Linked DNA regions of Homo sapiens: region 1 is linked to region 2. Evidence: chromatin loops called from intact Hi-C (ENCODE). Cell type or tissue: heart right ventricle. All regions are shown on one strand. Links, peaks and the distances in the headings refer to the core of each region. The heading gives the core; the rest is flanking DNA. Region 1 overlaps TCF20 (transcription factor 20). Region 2 has its middle 43 kb from the start of TCF20.

Evidence for each region. Hi-C counts contacts between places; a loop is a spot of excess contacts. Peaks named below come from ENCODE experiments on the same cell type or tissue, not always from the same donor. Only the 100,000 strongest peaks of a DNase experiment are listed, where the experiment ranks them.
Region 1: a loop joins it to region 2, with 1.9 times the contacts of the local background. A loop is called at or near these places in 3 of 110 quality-filtered maps.

What each region holds. Positions count from the first base shown.
Region 1 is chr22:42,177,433-42,182,800 of GRCh38, forward strand. It overlaps TCF20 (transcription factor 20), which reads right to left. Exons shown (of 6, transcript NM_001378418.1): 3 at 2,177-2,270. Among named protein-coding and RNA genes, the nearest start is that of CYP2D6, 49 kb to the left of the region's middle. In heart right ventricle, for the core only: no CTCF peak of the experiment used is centred there; a DNase peak (open chromatin) is centred at 3,239.
Region 2 is chr22:42,311,278-42,316,645 of GRCh38, forward strand. It overlaps a transcript of TCF20 not described here. Among named protein-coding and RNA genes, the nearest start is that of TCF20, 43 kb to the left of the region's middle. RefSeq lists enhancers at 1,764-2,593, 3,425-4,254. In heart right ventricle, for the core only: CTCF peaks have their summits at 2,864 (motif pointing left) and 3,067; a DNase peak (open chromatin) is centred at 3,238; H3K27me3 peaks cover 2,717 bases.

The DNA of each region.
Region 1 (5,368 bases), core at 129-5,128, 130 kb before region 2:
ACTTAATAAACTTGAAATTAACACCCACCTTGCCGCCAAAAAAGTAACTGGGGAAAACACCCACTGAAGGGACTAAAAGTCTAGAGTAAGAAAGGTGATTTTCCCAGGTTATCGAAGCTCTGAGTCAAAACTCAAGTCTTCTGCGTCACTCATTGGATGGCACTTCTTTAACAAAATGTTTCCCTTCTTTCAACAGTTAACACACTGCAAAACATCCCCCTATCATCTCAGCAAAGAAAATACAACACTCTATTGTATGTATACAACGTACTGTGATTTAGAGTAAGAAATACATATTTTAGTCTTCATCCCTGATTCCTGGCACAGACCTCCTAAAACCCGTGTAAATTCCTGAGCAATTAGGGGTGCTAGGAGCATCTTTTCTTCTAATATTTGGTTTTTGATCCTGGTTCCTGACATGGAGCTCCTAAACCCTTGGAATTTCCTGGATAGGAGCACTTTTTGTTCTAAGGCTACTCTTGGTGGTTCCTGGATGGGGGCTGGGCACCAGAGAGACGAAGCTGTGATTAGCAGCTTGGAACTGTTAGCTCTACCCACCCCACTCCAGGAAGGACAGAGGGGGTGAAGATTGAGTTAATAATTGATTATGCCTACATGATGAAGCCTCCAAAAAATCCGTGAACTACTGGATTCAGAGGGCTTCTGGACTGCTGAGTAGATGAAGGTGCCTCAGGGGTGGTGCCCCTGGAGAGAGCATGGACGCTCCATGCCCCTGCCCACACATCTGGCCCTATGTTTCTTTCATGTGGCTGTTCATCTGCATCCTTTATAATGGGTAAACACAAGTGAAGTGTTTCCGTGAATTCTGTGAGCCATGTTAAACATTAATCAAACCCAAGGAAGCGGTCTTGGGAACCCCAGTTTATAGTTGATCACTCAGAAACACAGGTCATAACACAGGGCTTGAGATTGGTATATGAAGTGGGGAGCGGTCTTGTGGGACTGAGCCCTTAACCTGTAGGGGCTGCACTAACTCTGCTTAGTATCAGAACCAAGCTAAACTATAGGACACCCAGTTGGTGTCCAATGGTGAATTACCTGTGTGATGCTATCAAGAAAAGAAAGTAAAAAGACAACTCAGAGAATGGAAGAAAACATTTGCAAACCACATATCCAGAATTACAAATAATTCTTTTTTTTTTTTTTTTTTTTTTTGAGACAGAGTCTCACTCTGTTGCCCAGGCTGGAGTGCAGTGGCGTGATCTCGCAACCTCTGCCTCCCGGGTTCAAGTGATTCTCCTGCCTCAGACTCCCGAGTAGCTGGGACTATAGGTGCGCGTCACATCTGGCTAATTTTTGTAGTTTTAGTAGAGACGGGGTTTCACTATTTTAGCCAGGCTGGTCTTGAACTCCTGACCCCATGATCCACCCGCCCGGCCTACAAATAATTCTTAAAACTTGACATTAAAAAGATAAACAACCCAATTTTACAATGGGCAAAGGATGTGAATAGCTATTTCTCCAAAGAAGATGTACAAATGGCCAATAGGCACAAGAAAAAAATGCTCGACATTAGCCATCAGGGAAATACAAATAAAAACCACAATGAAATAACATTTCATACCCACTGGGCTGGCTACAATTAAAAAAAAAAAAAAAAAGAAACACATATGACAGCAAGTGTCAGGGAGGACCTGGGGAAAGGAGAACACTCATGCACTGCCACTGAGAACGTAAAATGGGGCAGCCATTTTGGAAAACAGTCTGACAGTTCCTTAAAAGGTTAAACAGAGTTACCATATGATCCAGCAATTCTACTCCCAGGTACACATCCAAGAGAACTGAAAACATGTTCACACAAATGCTTGCATGTGAATGTTCTATAGCAGCATTATTCATAACAGTCAAAAAGTGGAAGTAACCCAAATGTACAGCAAAGCCCACAGAGATAGAAAGGATTGAGTCCAACAGAGCTTAAAGGGAAAAAAAAATCATAAAAATTTAAAAAAGAAAACAGAATAGTGGTTGCCAGGGACTGGAGGGAAGGGAAGGGAGATGAGTGCTGCTAATGGGTGGGAAGTTTTTTTATGAAGTGACAAAAAAAAAAAAAAAAAAAAAGAAAAGAAAAGAAAAAAAACAACGACAACAGAGAGAATCAAACTGTATGTCCTAATCCTTTGGATGCTCTGGACAAGGGTCTGTGGTCTCCTCTTACCTGCATCAATGGCACACGGGTAATGGTATCGGAAGGAGCAGCCTTTGTTGTAGCAGCCCAAGGTGGCGCCTGCCTCCTGGCAGTGGGAACATTTCTGAAAGGAAGGGAAAAGTCAGGCATGTCAGTATCCCAGATTTGGCCCTCTCCTCCAGGCCTTCCCTGGTCCCCATCTGTTAGACCTCAGCACGTGTCTCTGTGGTTAGAGGAGTCCGTGGTGGCAGGATGAGCTGGTCAATTTCTAAATGCCATTCACTGACCACACCATGGGAAGGGATCCAGCAATAATGTTTTAGACCAAGCCTCACAAATGTTCTCAAATCAACAATACAGCAGGGTGAGATGAGCAATCCATGTCATAAAGGACATGCCAGAGTGGGGTCCCCAGCCCTGCCTCTGGTACCCCCGCCATCCACCCACCCACACACTATGCCAGGCATTTCCTTGCTGCTATCGTGAGCGGCCTGCAGATCTTCCCTGTTTACTTCTGCTGTGAAAATCTGGGGTAAGAGAGGGTAAGGTAGTAGAGTTATATATAAACCTTTTAGAATTAGAAGTGGAATTTGGTTTCTAGTTCTTGTATTTGTAAGAAGATTTTATTTTTATTTTTGATCTACTTACCCCAAATGCCCAATACATTTCCCTTTTCAGAAAATATGGGCTCCTGTGTGCAAATGGTATTTTTATACATGAATCTTATTTTAAATGCACCAGAAAACCTGCCATGAATTTCTGGCTAAGTGAGACATTATTTTGTAATTGAGACACTCCTCCTTATATGGTCAGGTTTTCTTAAAGTGGGGCACATCTCTGTCAGCCCTGTGATGTGGCTGCTGTGAGTGCTCATCCTGTCAGGTAAGAAATGTGTCCTATCAGCAACAAACACATTCATAAAACTCAACCACATGTGACCCTACTAAGGATGCTGGCTCTTCAGATAGCAGAGGCACACAACCAGCAAGACTAGCTGGAAGAGACAGAAACTTGTTCCTGCTTCTATGAAAAATAAAAGTGTTCCCTAAGCAATTACACTGAGCTGGCTCAGGCCCCCGACACAGATACTGATGGAAAACTACACTAACGCCAGCAACAGCAAAGCCCAAGCGCTCGCCACGCTCAGACTGAATGATCTCATCCAGCCCTCTGCACTATTCCACCTGGCAGGCACTCCTAATGCTTCACGTGAAACTCTTGAGACACCAAAGGGAAAATAACTTGTTCCAGGTCAGAGCTGAGATTCTGGATGATCATCTCTGGCATCCTCCAGAGACAAAAGAGGTAGGAACAAGGGCTGGAAGAGATTAGTCCTTCAAAAGCTTTGCCCTGCTCTCAGAAGATCAAGGTCCTTCTGGGTGCCCATAATCAGTAAATGTTTATCATGTGCCCTCGCACCCTTGTTAAGAGAGAAAAGATCATTTGGTCTGGAGTAAACCAAGGACAAGTTCACAGCATTTCTAGTAGCCCTAGACTCTGTCGACCTTTGTCAGTGCCACAGAGCATCTCAGAATCAAAAGGACTATCAACTTCAGAGAAGGGAGTGTGGGTAGTCCATCGGTGGCCAACCTGCAGCCATGTCTGCTGCCACTTTCTTTTTTTGAGATGGAGTCTTGCTTTGTCGCCCAGGCTGGAGTGCAGTAGCGCAATCTTGGCTCACTGCAACCTCTGCCTCCCAGTTTCAAGCCATTCTCCTGCCTCAGCCTCCTGAGTAGCTGGGATTACAGGCGTATGCCACCACGCCAGGCTAATTTTTGTATTTTTAGTAGAGATGGGGTTTTGCATATTGGCCAAGCTGGTCTCAAACTCCTGACCTCATCGCATCTGGCCTCCTGCTGCCACTTTCTTACTCAAGAGGCCCGAAGATATGGCCCTCCCTACCCTGGGGGATGAATCACAGTGAGTGGTGGCCATTTAGGAATGGGTATGGTCAAGCATTTCTGGTAGGAAAGTCTGCAGGAAAAAGGGCTTCTGAAAACATTTTGCACTCCCCCCAACCTTTTTTTTTTTTTTTTTAATATATTTTGAGACGATGTCTTGCTCTGTCACCCAGGATGGAGTGCAGTGGCACAATCATGGCTCACTGCAGTCTCTACCTCCCAGGCTCAGGTGATTCTCCTGACCTCAGCCTCCCGAGTAGCTGAGACTACAGGGTGTGTGCTACCACATCCAGCTTTTTCAAAAAATGTTTTTGTAGAGACAGGGTCTCACTATGTTGCCCAGGCTGTCCTTGAACTCCTGGGCTCAAGCAATTCTCCCATCTCAGCCTCCAAAAGTGCTAAGATTACAAGCATGAAAGTTTCACCCTCTCAAAAAGAGACAAGAGGGAGGAACAGGTAATTTTTCTTGCGCAGCCTCTGTGAGGATTAGACAGTGGGATCTGTGGCAGCCACAGTATCACCATGAGGGGACAGCCCTGAAGACAAAGCCAGCCTGCTGAGGACAGAAGAGTGGCAAGATGGAGAGACCTGGGCCTACCATGACACTGTCAAGCACTAAATCACCCAAACCCAGGACCAGGCCACCTCTAGCCTTGTTACAGGAAACTTGGGTGCTGCTGTAGAAGGGTTAAGTATGCATGCTCTGGAACCTAAATAACTGCCTGGTAAGTGGCTCCACTTTCTAGCTCTGCCTTCTTGGCCAAACTCCTAACCTCTGTTCCTCAACCTACAGACGTGGGACTAATAATAGCACTCACCTCATAGAAATGTCATAAGGGTTAAATGAATTAATTCAGGCTTAAAACAGTGGCTGGGTCAAAAGTGCTAAGTAAATGTGACCCAAGATGACCATGTGTCAGACATATGCTAGATAATCTACAAAGACCATCTCATGAAAAGCAACCACACAGCAGGCCTCATCACCATCCCGGTTTACAAGAGGAAAGAGAAGACGTGGAGCTTAGATCTGAACAATGTCCATTTGCTTCCTACCTCAACTCCACAACCTGGCAAGCAGTGTGCAAACTCCACTATGATTAATTTATAACATTGCATCCAAAGGGGAAAGACTCTCAGGCTGTATTAGGGACTTAGAGAAAGATCCTTAAAGACAGTTTAGTTCAGTGGTTTTTGAAGTGTGGTCCCCTGGAACAGCAGCATCAGCAACACTCAGGGACTTGTCAGAAATGCAGTTTTGTTTTTTGGGTTATTTTTGAGACAGAGTCTCGTTCTGTCACCCAGGCTAGAGTGCAGTGGCACA
Region 2 (5,368 bases), core at 305-5,304:
CTCCTGGCACCAGGCCCAGGCCCAAGGCCTTTCCCAAGGGGACTGGGGGGAAGGGCAGGAGGGGCACTGAATGGTGTGTCATAGAGTAGGTACCCCCTGTGCCTCAGTTTCCTCATAAGAGAAACGAGGACATTTTTGCCTCAGGGTGGTGTGGGGATCAAATCAGCCTCTAGAAGTGATCACCTTTCCTAAAGGACAAAAGGCTGTGAGGATTGGGCCCTCTCTCAGCAGCTGCAAACCAGAGGGGCTGACCTTGGTGCCCTGCAGGGGCCACACCACCATCATACACCCATGTTGTGGACAGGAGCAAGGTGCAGTTGAAGGGTATGGACGGGAATCATGCAGACCCCAGGCCTGGCCCTCCCAGCTGGGAAACCTGCTAGCGGTGCCTCAGTCCCCTCCCCTGCAAAACGGGGATGAAAACATCCCAAGCCCAGGGCTGTAGGGCTGAAAAGAGCAAGAAAAGTGCAATCCCGGGCACCCTGCAGGCACACAGGAGCTGCCGCGTGTCCTCCCAACTCTGATTTCCCCGTCTCTTCCACAGACCCCTGCACCAGAGCCCTGCATAGTCAAGACAGCCCTGTTCTCCTAGGCACATAGGTTACCCAGAAGCTGGGACTTGAAAGGGTCTCCTTCCTAGAAGGGGTAGTGAGACTCTAGGGTTCTGCATTTTAGAAGAACTTAGGGCAACAGTTATGCCAAAGGAATGAATCACAAACGGTAAAACTTCTGCCAAAAGGCAACAGAGAAGGAGGAAGACATGGAGGATGGGGAAGGTTGCTCCTAGGACTTAGAAATCACCTTGCAGAGACAGGAAGTAGTGATAGGGTATGTACTATATGGCCAACATTACACCAGGTGCAGGAGCTACAGAAGAAGGGCACTCTCCAATGCCGAGAAGGTGCCATCATGGATGAGTGAATGAGTAAGCAGCTGTGGGGATTACAGCAGCAAGGACTCTGCCACTGCCCCTCCTGACTGGTCCCCCAGTAGTCAGCGGGCCACCTGCCTGGTACCAGGACAGCCCACACAGACATGGCCCTGCCTTGTCTAGACCAGCAGCTGCTGAGAATGAGATCCCCATGGGTGTAGCTGGTAGAATAAATGGGTTCCCTGGCTGGACTTGACCTTATTGAGGGGGTCTGATGGAGCCAGGCCAGGTGGGGCCCCAGGCCTCAGAGGAATATACAAAAGGAGCTATGGAGGCGGGCCTGGGGGAATGAGGGTTGGGGGAGCTTGGATTCTAGAATCCACACTACCCACAAAACCACTATGGGGATCAAAGCCCAAGGTGATGACCCACGTTCAGAGCCAGCTCTATTATCACCCATTCCCCAGGGTGTGGAGTGGGCTGTGGGGACAGACAGACCTGTTGCCGCCCTGGCCTGGCAATCCCATTGCTGTCAGGTCCCGGTCACCCCCCATCCCTGCTGAGCCTCAGGCTCCCCATCTGCAAGATGTGACTGGTCATCCCTTCATGAAGAGCCAGGAGCTGCAAGTCCCTGGAAGCTCATAGAGTATCTCCCTCCTCTCCCCATTGTCTGAGCCACAGGTGAAAGCATGGGGCCCCAATCTAGTGCCCTGCATGCCCAATGCCCAGGCCTCAAGGCCCACGTCTGCAGAGCCCAGGGGAAAGGTGCCTTGAGGACGAAGCTGGGTCCTGGGGAGCCAGCTCCAGTACTGGGGGTGGCTCACTGTTTCCTGTCCAGGAATGCTCAGGACAACCAGCTTCTTGCAATCTTCCCAGCTCAGGCTCCCCAGCCTGAGTCACACCATCACCATACTGTGGACCCTGGACAAGCCTCCGGACTTTTCTGGGCCTCACCTTCCCCACCTGGGAGTGCAGGTGCTAATGCCCACCTGTGGGCTGTGTCACACCATAGGCCAAGAGCTTCTTCAGTGCCTGGCACTCAGTAGGCCTGCAATAAATGGAGACAGCTGCTAGGATGCAGGCGAACCCCCTGGTGCACAGTAGGGTCTCAACCCAATCCCGCTGACCCCATAGCATGGACAAGGCGAGGTTCTCAAAGGCCTCTGAGAGCCAGAGGTGCCTAGACCTGCCTCGTGCAATACAGCATCCTCTCCACAAGTCAGGAAAGGCCCCTGCAGCTGCGAGCAGAGCCCTGCCCGCTGCACTCTCCCATTACCCTCTCAGCCTTCCTTCACATTGCTTCCTGCCTCACACCACCTCCTCCAGGGGGTGCCTCGATCATCTGCCAGAATGCAACTCACTTTCCTGTGGATACCTCTGGGGTTCTGTTAGGACCCTGGATGTCCCCAAGACACCTGAGGCTCACTGCAGCCTCAACAGAATTCTTTCTTTTTTTTTTTTTTTTTTTTGAGACAGAGTCTCGCTTTGTCGCCCCAGCTGGAGTGCAGGGGCACGATCTTGGCTCACTGCAACCTCCACCTCCTGTGTTCAAGCAGTTCTCCCGCCTCAGCCTCCCGAGTAGCTGGGATTACACAAGTGTGCCACCACGCCCAGCTCACTTTTGTATTTTTAGTAGAGACAGGGTTTCGCCAAGCTGGCCAGGCTGGTCTCAAACTCCTGACTTCAAGTGATCTGCCCGCCTCGGCCTCCCAAAGTGCTGAGGTTAGAGGCGTGAGTCACCGCGCCGGGCCAACAGAATTCCCCGCCTCAGGGAACACCTTTGCCCCGGCTGTTCCCGCTGCCTGGAATGCTCTTTCCCAAGATCTGTGCGTGACTGCCTCCTTCCTGTCCTTCCCTTCTCAGTGCAACGGCAGGTGCTCTGTCTGCTGTGTTCAGAGCTGTGACCTTTGTGCCTACATAGCGCCTGCAACAAGGCAGATACAGGCTCAGCAGGGAGCCCCGTTCCTGAGGCTGGGGCTGCCCTATAGGGGCCCCTTGTGGCCACTCCAGGGCAGAGAGAAGACATCTCCGCTAACCCAAGGACCTGAAGATAAACTTGGAGGTGATGTGGTGCATGTCTGGAACTGGCCAGAATCCGTCTCTTCCGGATGTGTGCTCTGGGGCAGATGCCTAATGCGAATCGCTTCTGTCATCAGGACACCTGGGGGCTTGACACGGACCAGCTGCCGCTGCCGGGGGACAGGCTGCCAGAGCGCCGATGGGCTCTCAGCGAAATTGATGGCCATTGTCAGAAAATGATTTCCCCATGGCCACATCGCAGGCCCTCGGAGGAGCTTGAATCCCAGGCATCGATGCCTCCTGCGGCAGGCGGGCAGGCGGCCAGGCATGTGGGCAGGCAGCCCACACCTGACCCAGCTGCTTCCCAGAGCCGGGGAGCTAGCAATTACCAGGCGGGAAGAGGAACCCGCAGGTCCTGCACCCAGGAGGCCCAAGCCAAGGGCTGAGGGCTAGCAGGGAGCCCGCCTCTCCCAGGGAGAACAGGGGGTCCTGCCCTGCACCCCTCCTGTCTGCTCTGTGCCCACAAGCCCAGTGCTGACTGGCACAGTGCAAGCACCCGGTGGATGTCTGCTGAATGAAGGAAGGAAGAATGAACTCTAGAAACTTCAGAGAGGATTCTGGAGCAGCATCTGGAGAGGGGATTCAACAACAATAAAGAGGGCAGGGGCACGAAAACCTGGGCTCCAGAACCCCTCCCTCCAGCCCCGACCCAGGGAGGAGGGGAGCGGCTGAATGAGGGGAGGTGGCAGAGCGGAAGGCCCTCACAGCCCAGCCTCCTGGCCCAAAGTCTTCAGCTCACACCACAGCAGGATGTTTTTGTTTTAAACTGGCTGTGCCTCCTTTAAAAGTAAGAGGTGGCAGGAAATTGGATCTGATGACACAAAGCCAGTTTTCACACAATTTTTCAGAAACCTGGAATCAAGGAATGGTCTGAGGAGACCCAAGCAGGGAGGGGGCAGACAGGAGGCTGTGGACACCTCTAGAGATTTCCCCAGGGCAGTCCTGACAGGGGAGGTTCTGGAACAGTTCAGTCTGTCAGCAATCACCAGCCACCTAATGGGGGCCTGAAGCAATGAAAAGTGGGAGAAGCCAGTGGGAGCCCCAGGGTGCTCACACACCATGCTGGGGGTGCAGGAGAGGCACCACAGTGGGCTCCATCTGGGGTCCTCATGGCAGGTGGGCTGCAGGTGAGGACAGGCTCAGAGAGGAAGGACTCTCTGAAGGACAGGCAGCTTGAAGCTGGGGTATCCAGGCCAGGCACACAGGGTAAGAGAGGAAAGGAGGGCAGCCCAGGCAGGTGGAATGGGCTGGACATAGGCAGGAAGAGCAACATCCACTCCCTTGCCTATTCACTCAACAAACTTTCACTGGTTCTACCTCTGGGCAAAGTCCTGGGCTGGCCATGGGGCCAACACTGAGTGAGACTTCCTCACTGAAGCTGGTGGCTTCAGGAAGGTGTGGACAGTGCCATGAATGAGGGAAGCCTAGGGGGCCAGAGAGGGGGGCACATAAGACATCTACCATCCTGGGACAGGGCTGGTCAGAGAGGACTACCCAGAGGAGGCATCATTAGAGTGGCAGATGAACCAGAGGTAGCCCCAGGTGGAGGAGACAAGAAAGGCATCCAGGCAGAGGGAACAGCAGGAGTAAAGATATAAAGACAAGGCTGGGCGTGGTGGCTCACGCCTGTAATCCCAGCACTTTGGGAGGCCGAGGTGGGTGGATCACTTGAGGTCAGGAGTTTGAGACCATCCTGGCCAACATGGTGAAATCCCGTCTCTATTAAAAATACAAAAAATTAGCTGGGCGTGGTGGTGCATGCCTGTAATCCAGGTTACTCGTTGTCAGGAGAATCGCTTGAACCCAGGAGGCGGAGGTTGCAGTGAGCTGAGATCGCGCCACTGCACTCCAGTCTGAGTGACAGAACAAGACTCTGTCTCAAAAAAAAAAAAAAAAAAAAAAAGATTTAAAGACAAGAGGCCACATCAAGGCAGGATTTGGACTTTATCCGAGCACCAGGGAGCCCTGGCAGCTTCCAAGGAAGAAGGGACCCAGGCAGGTTTGCAGGCTAGGAAAGTCACCAGGCACAAATGGAATAAAGACTGCAAAGTGCCTGCAGGCTTCCAGGGCCAGAGTGGTGATGAGAAGATGCTCCCAAACGCTGACCCTGTGAAAATGTGACACCCAAAAGAGCACTAGCATGGGAGTCTCTGCTCAGTTCAGTCCCCTGGGCCTTCCCTGCACCCATGCAGCAGGGGCACACCACACATACTCAAGGAGACAGACTGGCCCACAAGTTAATCTGTCAGAGCCTGGAGGGTCAGAGAAGGGCGAGGTGGGCAGAGGCTCCTCCTCCACCTGCCAGGTTCAAGCGATTCGCCTGTCTCAGCCTCCTGAGCAGCTGGGACTACAGGCATGCGCCACCACGCCCGGCTGATTTTTGTATTTTTAGTAGAGACGGGGTTTCACCATGTTGGC